Linked DNA regions of Homo sapiens: region 2 is linked to region 1. Evidence: chromatin contacts called from ENCODE Hi-C or POLR2A ChIA-PET data. All regions are on one chromosome and are shown on one strand. Each heading gives the region's core, a stretch centred on a gene start or an enhancer-like site at or near the end of the contact. The rest is flanking DNA. Distances are from core to core; before and after follow the strand shown. Region 1 holds the start of KCNK10 (potassium two pore domain channel subfamily K member 10). Region 2 holds the start of SPATA7 (spermatogenesis associated 7).

Region 1 (4,441 bases), core at 852-3,351:
CCTCCCCGTGCTCTGAGGACTCAGGAGAGGGTGTCTTTCTCTGCTGAAGCCCCTCTCTGACTCTGATGCATGTAAAAAACATTGTATTGCAGTGACTGTGCTAGAGTCCAGCTGTCCGTGAACAGTTAAAGAGAAGAGCGCAGAGGGAGGTTCGAAAGCCTTTCTTAGAAGCATCTCCCTCTGGACTTGAGAACAGAATTTACATACACACTGGTGTCTCGGGGCATGGCTGGGAGAAGCAGAGATTCCTTGTTTGTTTGATTTCTATGTCTTAGCCATCCTCCCAGTCCTAGTAGAGAGAGGCAAAGTGTGGTTACAGAGTCCAGGGAAGATGGTTCTGAAGCACCCGGGAACCTGCCTAAAGGGCTGAAGAGTCAGAGTAGCACCATCAGATTGGTACCAGTTTTGCCTGAACGGGGTTTGCAGAGAATTCAGGGCTCCAGCCTGGGGTGCCTGTGACAGCCCAGTGACAAAGCACTCACCTTTCCCACAGACCACAGCGGACCTCTGTAGGTCTTGCTCTTGGACTCAGAAACCTTGATGTGATAGTGACGGATGGATGGTGAGAAAGATGCTGCTGACATAGGGCTCCCCAGAAGCCTCAAGGTGCCGTAGAGTAGCATGCAACTTAGAGATCAGCTGCTAGTGTGGGATTTTAGGACCCCAGCTGGCAGGCATAGGAATGAGCTGGGCAATTTCTATGCGTAAGTAAAGGCAACAACAATCTAACAGGACCTTATGGCACTAGATAGTAAGCCCCATGAAGGCAAGATCTCTGTCTTGTTCTCTGCCATATGGCCAGCACATAGCACAGTGATGGCACTTGGAAGGGGTTCAATATATATGTTGAATGAACAACAAATTTTAGTAACCTTATCTGGAAGCCAGAGTAGGGGTTTAAACTACTTCCTATCCAACACTGCAGCATGCAATTCATGTCTTCATTTAGCAAGTATTTCTTGAGCACCTACTACGTGTAAGGCTCCGTTGCGAGGCATCCGAAGCAATTTGTCAGCATCATTCATGTTGATACTCGGAGTGACCCGTTCAAGAGCACCTCAGCACCACCTGGCTTTTCTGAAGACTGAGGCCCCACCACAAACCCCTGTGGGGCTTCAAGCAGGGGCAGTGAGAGGGCGTTAGACGAATGCTCCAGGTTTAGCCCCTTTCCGGGAACAGGTCTGGGTCCCTTCGCATCTGCCCTGCTGGTCCCAGGATCCCGGGGCCGCCGCTTCCGGGAGCTGCCGGGTCTTGGCAACTCCGCTTTCCTCCGGGGGCCCCCGTGCCTCTCTCAAGCCTCCTTTCCAGCCAACGACCAGCGGCCCCAGTCCGGCTGCAGGTAGCTGGGGAAGGGACCAAGCTGTGCCTTGGGAGCGAGCTTCCCCGGGCGGGGAGAGCGCAGCAGATGCGGAGCGGTCCCAGAACAAAAGGCTCATGGCTGGCACGGGCCTCCTTGGAGTGCGGCGGGGACGTGGGTTCGGGACTCAGGCGAGAGAGCCAGACGCGGGAGGAAAAAAAATGAAGTGAGAAAAGAGAAGGAGGGAGAGCTCAGGGTGAGAGCGGTGAGAAGAGGTGACCCGGAGGCCGAGGTCTGCGGCGGAGCCGCAGCGGCCCTTCCTCCGCCTCCTGCAGCGCCTTCCAGGCAACCAAGCGTGTCTCCGGCTGCAACTCCAGCAAGCGCGCCGCTGCCGCCTCCACGCCCGCCCGCCGGCCGGCCGAGCCAGTAAGTAGCGGCGCGCCCACCGCTCGTTCCCCGCCCCTCCGCGGCTTCCCCGCCACCGCCCACCGCCTCCCGCCGCCCCGCGGGCAAGTCCGCGACCGCCTCCCGCTGCCCCGAGCCGGGTGCCGGGGGCTCAGCGCGCCTTCCCAGCTGGGAGCCTCGGTCCGCTGCTCGCCCTGCTCCCTCTTGCCGGGGCGCGGCGTCTGGGGCGCGCCGCGGGGAGGGTCGCCCTCGCCGCGCGCTGCCCGGGCGCCGCGCCACCCCTACATCCAATGGCTTTCGGGGAGCGGGAAGTGGGGGGCGTCGCCGGGGGCGAGGAGCCGCGGCCGGGGTGGGGCGTGTGCGCTCAGCGCGGCCGAGCGAGGCTGACGTGCCCGCCCAAGCGCGCGCCCGGGAGTGTGTGTGCGGGTGTGTGTGTGCGGGAGTGTGTGCGCACACGCCTTCGGGGGCTGGAGTGACACTGCAGTGGGCTTCTCCGTAGCCCCAGCCTTCAGGCTGCGCAGCCCCTAACCTGCCGGCACCGCTTTTGGGAAGCAGCTTGGCTCTTCCATCTCCCCAAGCCTTCCTCTCCATCCTTTCATCCACCCCTCGCCGATCTTACTTTTTCTTTTACCCACGGGGCCGCGGCCGGCCACCCCCTGGCCGGTGCAAACACCCAAGCCCTCTCCAGTTCTCCCCCAAGCTAATATTTTCCCACCTGTCTTTTTCTGGGGTTCCTCCACGAGCCAGTCCAAGGCTCCCCCATCCTCGGAAATTGTTTTGTTGGACTGCTAAACCGAGGCGTGTAAAGCTTGAGGACTTTATTATTATTTGGGTTCTTTTCATTTCTTCCCCTTCTGGGCAACGAAGCAATGAAATTTCCAATCGAGACGCCAAGAAAACAGGTGAACTGGGATCCTAAAGGTGGGTGTTTCCTACTTTTGGCTGCCCTCGCCCTGCCTCTGTCTCCGGCGTGTGCGCGCTTCCTTGAGTGGAAGCACTCTTGCTTCTGGCAGCGTGTGTCCTGAGGCTGGGAAATGCGCCTGGGAACTGCAGCGCGGGTGGGAGGAGGGCGGAGGCAGCGTGGGTTCCGAACCCAGATAGTGCCTGTCATTACCACATAATCATTGTCCCTCCTAGATTGTCTCCAGATCTATTTAGATAGACCAAGCCGACTGTTTGGTTTGAAATTGCAAGTGTCGGTATTTGCTTTTGACTTTGAGTGTGCGAGTGTGTGTGTGTGTGTGTGTGTGTGTGTGTGTCCTTTGTTTCTGGTGATCTTTGTCTCTCTGGCAGATGGGTGGGGTGCTTCCCCCTGGACCTGGAGCTGCGCCGCATGCCCGGGTGTCCTCAGTGGGAAAGGTTTCCTGGCAGCAAGTGGGGCTCGAGTTGCAGCAGCCGTCCCTAGGGGTGGGCCGTTCTCGCAGGGCATGCAGAATAATGGAGCCCACAGGGCCTCCTGAGTCTTCGTTCAATCTTATTACCAAACCTAGCAGCTAGTTAGGCTCAGGTCAGAGTAGAAGCAGGAGGAGGGGTGGTTTGTGAGAAGGGTGGGGCTGGCAAGGCATAGGGGAGGGGCACGAAGTGTGCCCGCCCAAGCAATGGTGTGGTTTGCATGCTTTTACGAATGTTGGACCAGGTTTCATCCACGCAAAAGGGAGGGATTAAGACGGATTTGTGTGTGCCTAGCGTCGGCCACCGTGTCTGTAATTAGCATACAGATGTTAAGGCTCCAAGGGAGTGATCAGTATGAGAGCAGAACAAGTTGGAACCGCGTGTCCAGTTGTGACAAGAATGCTCTTTAGCATTTCTTGTAGCTCATCTGACGACTGTGTCAGGCTAGGCAACGCCTCTGTGTGTATTGGAATTGAAATTTGTTTATTTGGGGTGCGTGTGTGTTTAATGTTCTTTATGAGCGCATTTCTTCTTTTTCTCCAGACTGGAAAGAAGAAACCATCTTATTTGTTGAGTAAATGTCTTAGGAATTGACTGGCTATTGAAGAGTGAGTGAAGAGATACTGCCTTTTTAAAACACTGAGGCTGTTACATCTTAAATACAGCCCAAACCTTCTATTTTGTCTCTACTTGAAATCTCTGGAAATATGGAGGTGTGCCTTTGCTTTTTTGGGGGGAGAATCCCTGAAAAGCATATTTGTTAAATACCTATTACATGCTAAACACTGTCCTAAGCTCTGGAGATACAGTCAGAACAGGAAAGATAAAAGCTCTGACTTGGAGTTTACAGTGAGGGAGACAGACCTAAATCAATTCCATGGAGGAATGCATAATTCAAAGTTTATGTATGCTCCAGGGAGAGCATCAGAGGTTTAAGAAAGTGTCTGATAGAAGAGATTGACAAGGACCAGAGAAGGCTTCCCTGAGGACATGACACTTGGACTTAGGCCTGGAGGATGTATAGGAGTTAATTGTCTAAGGAGGAGGGGAATTGTTGCAGAAGAGGGAACAGCAAGTGCAAAGGGCCTGAGGCAGAAGAGGTATGTGTATATGATGAACTGAAAGGAGGTTCCCATGGCTATGGCAGAGTGAGTGAAGAGGTATTGCCTTTTTTAAACACCCAGGCTGTTATACTGTAAATACAGCACAAACCTTTCATTTTGTCTCTATTTGAAACCTCTGGAAATACGGAAGTATGCCTTGGCTTTCTTTTGGGAAATCCCTGAAAAATGTATTTATCCCTAGCAGAGAGCAAGAGGGCTTGTGTTTTGAGATATGACTGGGGGA
Region 2 (4,154 bases), core at 1,604-4,103, 62 kb before region 1:
ACCCAGAATGAGCCAAAGGGGCATGGAGAAGTAGCCTCAAACCAAATGCCAAGGAAAAGAACATCATTCTCTAACTATTAGGACTAAAATCTTGTCAATGAGATTGAAGGTCTTAGTGGTGAAATTCACTGGTATATGAGAGCAGCCCATTTTCCTACACAATTTGATTAAAATAGCCAGAAGAAAGTCCAGTGAGGAAAGATGAAAGTGTTTCTTGTGGCAAGGTTTCTCTGGAAAACCAAAGGTTTGGAAATCTACCATTGATAAGTGTCTCTATGAGACCAACAGATCAAAACAATTTTTTTTTTGAGATGGAGTCTTGCTCTGTTGCCCAGGCTGGAGGGCAGTGGCATGATCTTGGCTCACTGCAACCTCCCCCTCCCAGGTTCAAGTGATTCTCCTGCCTTAGCCTCCCGAGTAGCTGGGACTACAGGCGCACGCCACCATGCCTGGCTAATTTTTGTATTTTTTGGTGGAGACAGGGTTTAATTCTGTTGCCCAGGCTGGTCTCAAACTCCTGACCTCAAGTGATCCACCTGCCTCAGCCTCCCAGAGTGCTGGGAAAAAATTTTTTTTCAAGTTACTTTCAGTAATATACTAATAGGTTGTCTCCTCTCCTTCCTAAAGGTCATTGATATTAGAGTGAATGGCAGTTTGTTATTCTCAATCTTTTCTTCACCTTCCCCCATAGGAAGCTGGAAACCATGCCTTATATATACCTAGTCCAAGCCCCCATTTTATAAATAACTGAGGCCCAGGGACGTACAGTGACATGCTGAAGATTACCTAGTTAGTTAGTAGGAAACAAAGATTACAAACAAGACTAACCGTTTTTCAGTCTGGTGCTGTACTATACCACCATTTAGAAGGCTTGCCTTACAAAAGAATGTCTAAAACGTGATTACAGTAAGAGCATGACAAAAGATAATTTTTCTTTAGATGTTTTAATATTTTATGCTCTGAAATAACTAAAAGCACCTCCTAATGAAATCTAAGAAATTTATTCTCAATTATTTTAGCTGTGTCTAAAATTATTTATGGTTTCCTATTAATTTACAGTACATGAAAGCTGACTGCCCTGGTTATTTGGTGATTACATTTATTTTAAAAATTCAAAATAACAGTATTTGACATTATCATATATTATTTCCTAAAAATGAAGCTAATTAAATTGTGCAAGTTGTAAAAATATAAACCTTTTTACATTTGGCATGAACCCAATTTTTAAAATAATTCAATAAACAAATACTGACAACTTACTAAATCTACCATACTCTAAATGTTACATTTATCCTTTCCCCCTGCCCATCCCTACCATGGGATAGTAAGTAAATGCATTGGCTTCAGATTTATATTCTTCACCTAGATTCAAATCCTGTTCTGCCGCTGTGATCTTGGCAAGTTATTTGTGATCTTTTGCTTTAGTTTCTTCACTATGAAATAAGGCTAATGCCTATCAAGGTATTTTTGTACATTAAATGAGATAATTTGGAAATAGTTCCTAGTACATAGCAAGGGTTTAATGTTAGTTTATATGCAAAATTTCTTAAGATCATAAAGCGTTTTGATTTGCTTTTTCTGAAACCTAGGTTGGTGAAGTGTCAGAATAGTTTGCTGATCAATGAATAGTTATCTCCTACATTCGGAGTAGCACTTATTTTGATCAATGACTATATAATAAAGGCAGACTCATTCAAAGAAAGACATCAAGGAATCATCTAGCAGCTTGGTTTAAAGGCAGTCTTTTAAATAGATAAAAACACTGAATTGGGAGGGGCGGGGAGTCTATAAAGATTGCCTCATTTGACTCGAGGAAAGAATGATACTGGCTCAGAAAGTGTGAAAATGCAAATTATTTGGTTTGGGCCGATTTGTAGATATTTAAGATTGTATTTCCCCACCCCCAACCCCACCACATGATGTCCACCTGACTCAAGAAATCAGTAGAGAACAGGTGTATATGGTGAGTACGGATTGCTGCTAAAACTGCAGTCCGCTGACCAGCAACACCGCATTACTTGGAATTTATTATAAATGCAAAATCTCAGCCACCCCCAAGGGACCTACTGAATCATAATCTGCATTTTAACATGACCCTGAGGGGATTCCTATTCACAGAAAGTTACAGAAACCCTGGGTTACTCAGTAGCTTTGGGGGAGGTAGTTCGTTACTGGGAGATTTCGTATTTACTGACCACTTCAAATGCGCCAGGATCTTCTCTATATTATCTGCATTTAATCCTCAAGAACTCCATGGCCTGGGTATTTGACCCTCACGTTCAAGAGATAAGAAAACTGAGGGTCGTCTCCATGGAGAGCAGAGGGGTTTGATTTGGGGCCCGGGGAGGTCTGACTCCAAAGACCAAACCTGGTTCCTCTGCCTGGGAGCTACTGAGGTTTTAAAGGCTGCACGACCCTGAGTTCAGGAGACAGGGGCCCCTGGTGTCAGGGCGACAAATTCAGGGCAAAGAAGCGGACCTGCGAGGCTGGCAAGCAGGCTCTCCCTCTTCCTTTGCGCAGGCCTGGGCAGCTCCAGGCAACACTGGCGACTCAGCCAGGGGTAGGAAGCGCCCCAAGGGGCGGCCTTGCACTCAGCTGCCCGGACCCGAGGCTGGGAGCGCCGCCTGGAGCGAGGGGCGAGGCGGCGGTAGCCCCTGACAGCTGCCCTTTACCTCTCCGGCTGCCATCCATGCTTAGTCCTCTTGCAGCCGCCGCAGGGACACGCTGTATCCCCTTCGGTCCTTCCCGCGGCCGGGCCCAGCCCCGGCAGTGGAGGACTGGAAAAGAGGAGCCGACGGGGGCTGCAGCAGCAGGGAAACCGTTGCCAGGCCGTTGCTAAGGGCTGGGTCCAGTGAGTCGCTATTGTGACGTCACGGCGCAGGGGACGTGCGTTCCGCAGCCCCGCCTGCGGGATACCCGGTACTAGGAGGACAGTTGCGGACGGAGAGACCTGGCGGGGAAGGGGCATCGAGCCCCAGTCTGTTGCTCTGGGATCCTGCCAGTCTTCCGCAGAGCGACCTCCTGTCAGGATCCGAGTCACCAGCACCTGGCAGGCTCTGTCCCTGCGGGAAGAGCAGGGAGAGGAGGTGGACTCATCTGGCATCCACGTCCCCTGGGTCCCGGAGAAAAGTGAAACACAAATGTTAGCTGAGGTCAGGGTAACATTTAACCAGTTCCAAATAATTAAATTTCAAAGCAGTCCGTGAACTTTTGGATTAGTGAAAATCCTAGGGGTGAAAAACATCTACATATTTACATCTTAATTCTTAACCTTAATAATAAGTTTGAATTTCCTTTCTGCTCGCCAAGCTTCCCCGCTCCTGTCCCTGCCTCCCTTTTATCGTAAGTTTCAATCCATTTTTATTTATAATGGAAGAGAGCTGCAACATGAATAAGGGGTTGATTTATTGATGGCTTTCTATAATTTGTTTAATTTTGAAGCAGTTACCTTTGAATCCTTGGAAATAACGTCAGATCAGGGTAGGAAGCATTCTGTCATGTAAGACTTCTCAGCCCAAATGTCCATTGACATTTTGGGCTGGTTGTATAATTCTCTGTTGTGGGGGTGCTGTCCCTATGAACTGTTTTGTAGCATCCCTGTCCTCCGTTTACTAGAAGCAAGTAGCTTCTCAGAAGCAGACCCCACCCACTCCACCTCCAATCCTGACAGTCATAAATGTCTCCAGACATTGTGAAATATTCCCTGGGGGGCAAAATCGCAACTCTGTTGAGAACCACTGCTGTAATGAAAAGAGTCCTGGTTTTGGAACCAGATATGTAGAACTTAATTCTAAATTTTTTGCTACTTACCAGCTTGATCTTGAATTAGTTTCTAAAACTTTCTGAGCCCCAGTTTTCTCTTTTCTAATGTAGATTGTGAAAGTTGTCAGAATCAAAAATAGAGTCACATGTGTTAGAAAACCTGACAAGTGGAACTGGAGAAGGCCATGAAGGAGAGTTCTCATCCATGAATGCCTGATAATAAAACTATCACAAAATACTGCGAAAACCACAACCTTGCACAAAGACCTCCACCTTACCCAAAAAGATACTTCTATGAGGACATCTGTCCAGCAATTGTCTGTCCAACCTTGAACTGACATCACCCTTGTTATTGATGCTTGGAGCCAAGGCTAATTACCTCAAAACAATTA

What was found. A loop is a pair of places that touch in the nucleus more often than their neighbours do. ChIA-PET counts read pairs that join two places held with the same protein, here RNA polymerase II (POLR2A). Pooled maps may share reads with other maps.
Region 2: a loop to region 1 is called in a map of OCI-LY7, with 2.3 times the contacts of the local background. The contact joins the promoter of SPATA7 here to the promoter of KCNK10 in region 1. A Hi-C loop is called at or near these places in 6 of 168 maps with a recorded cell type or tissue (Caco-2, OCI-LY7, dorsolateral prefrontal cortex and 2 more), 14 of 37 single-sample maps with no recorded cell type and 5 of 50 pooled maps. POLR2A ChIA-PET finds 5 or more read pairs at or near these places in 2 of 52 experiments (HEK293T and activated CD4-positive, alpha-beta T cell).

Annotation. Positions count from the first base shown.
Region 1 is chr14:88,320,929-88,325,369 of GRCh38, reverse strand. It overlaps KCNK10 (potassium two pore domain channel subfamily K member 10), which reads left to right and starts at 2,101. Exons shown (of 7, transcript NM_138317.3): 1 at 2,101-2,623. The coding sequence starts at 2,572. RefSeq lists enhancers at 1,464-1,523, 2,096-2,755 and a silencer at 1,574-1,813.
Region 2 is chr14:88,384,356-88,388,509 of GRCh38, reverse strand. SPATA7 (spermatogenesis associated 7) reads right to left here and starts at 2,853. Exons shown (of 12, transcript NM_018418.5): 1 at 2,673-2,853. The coding sequence starts at 2,691. RefSeq lists enhancers at 2,661-2,980, 2,991-3,060, 3,091-3,170.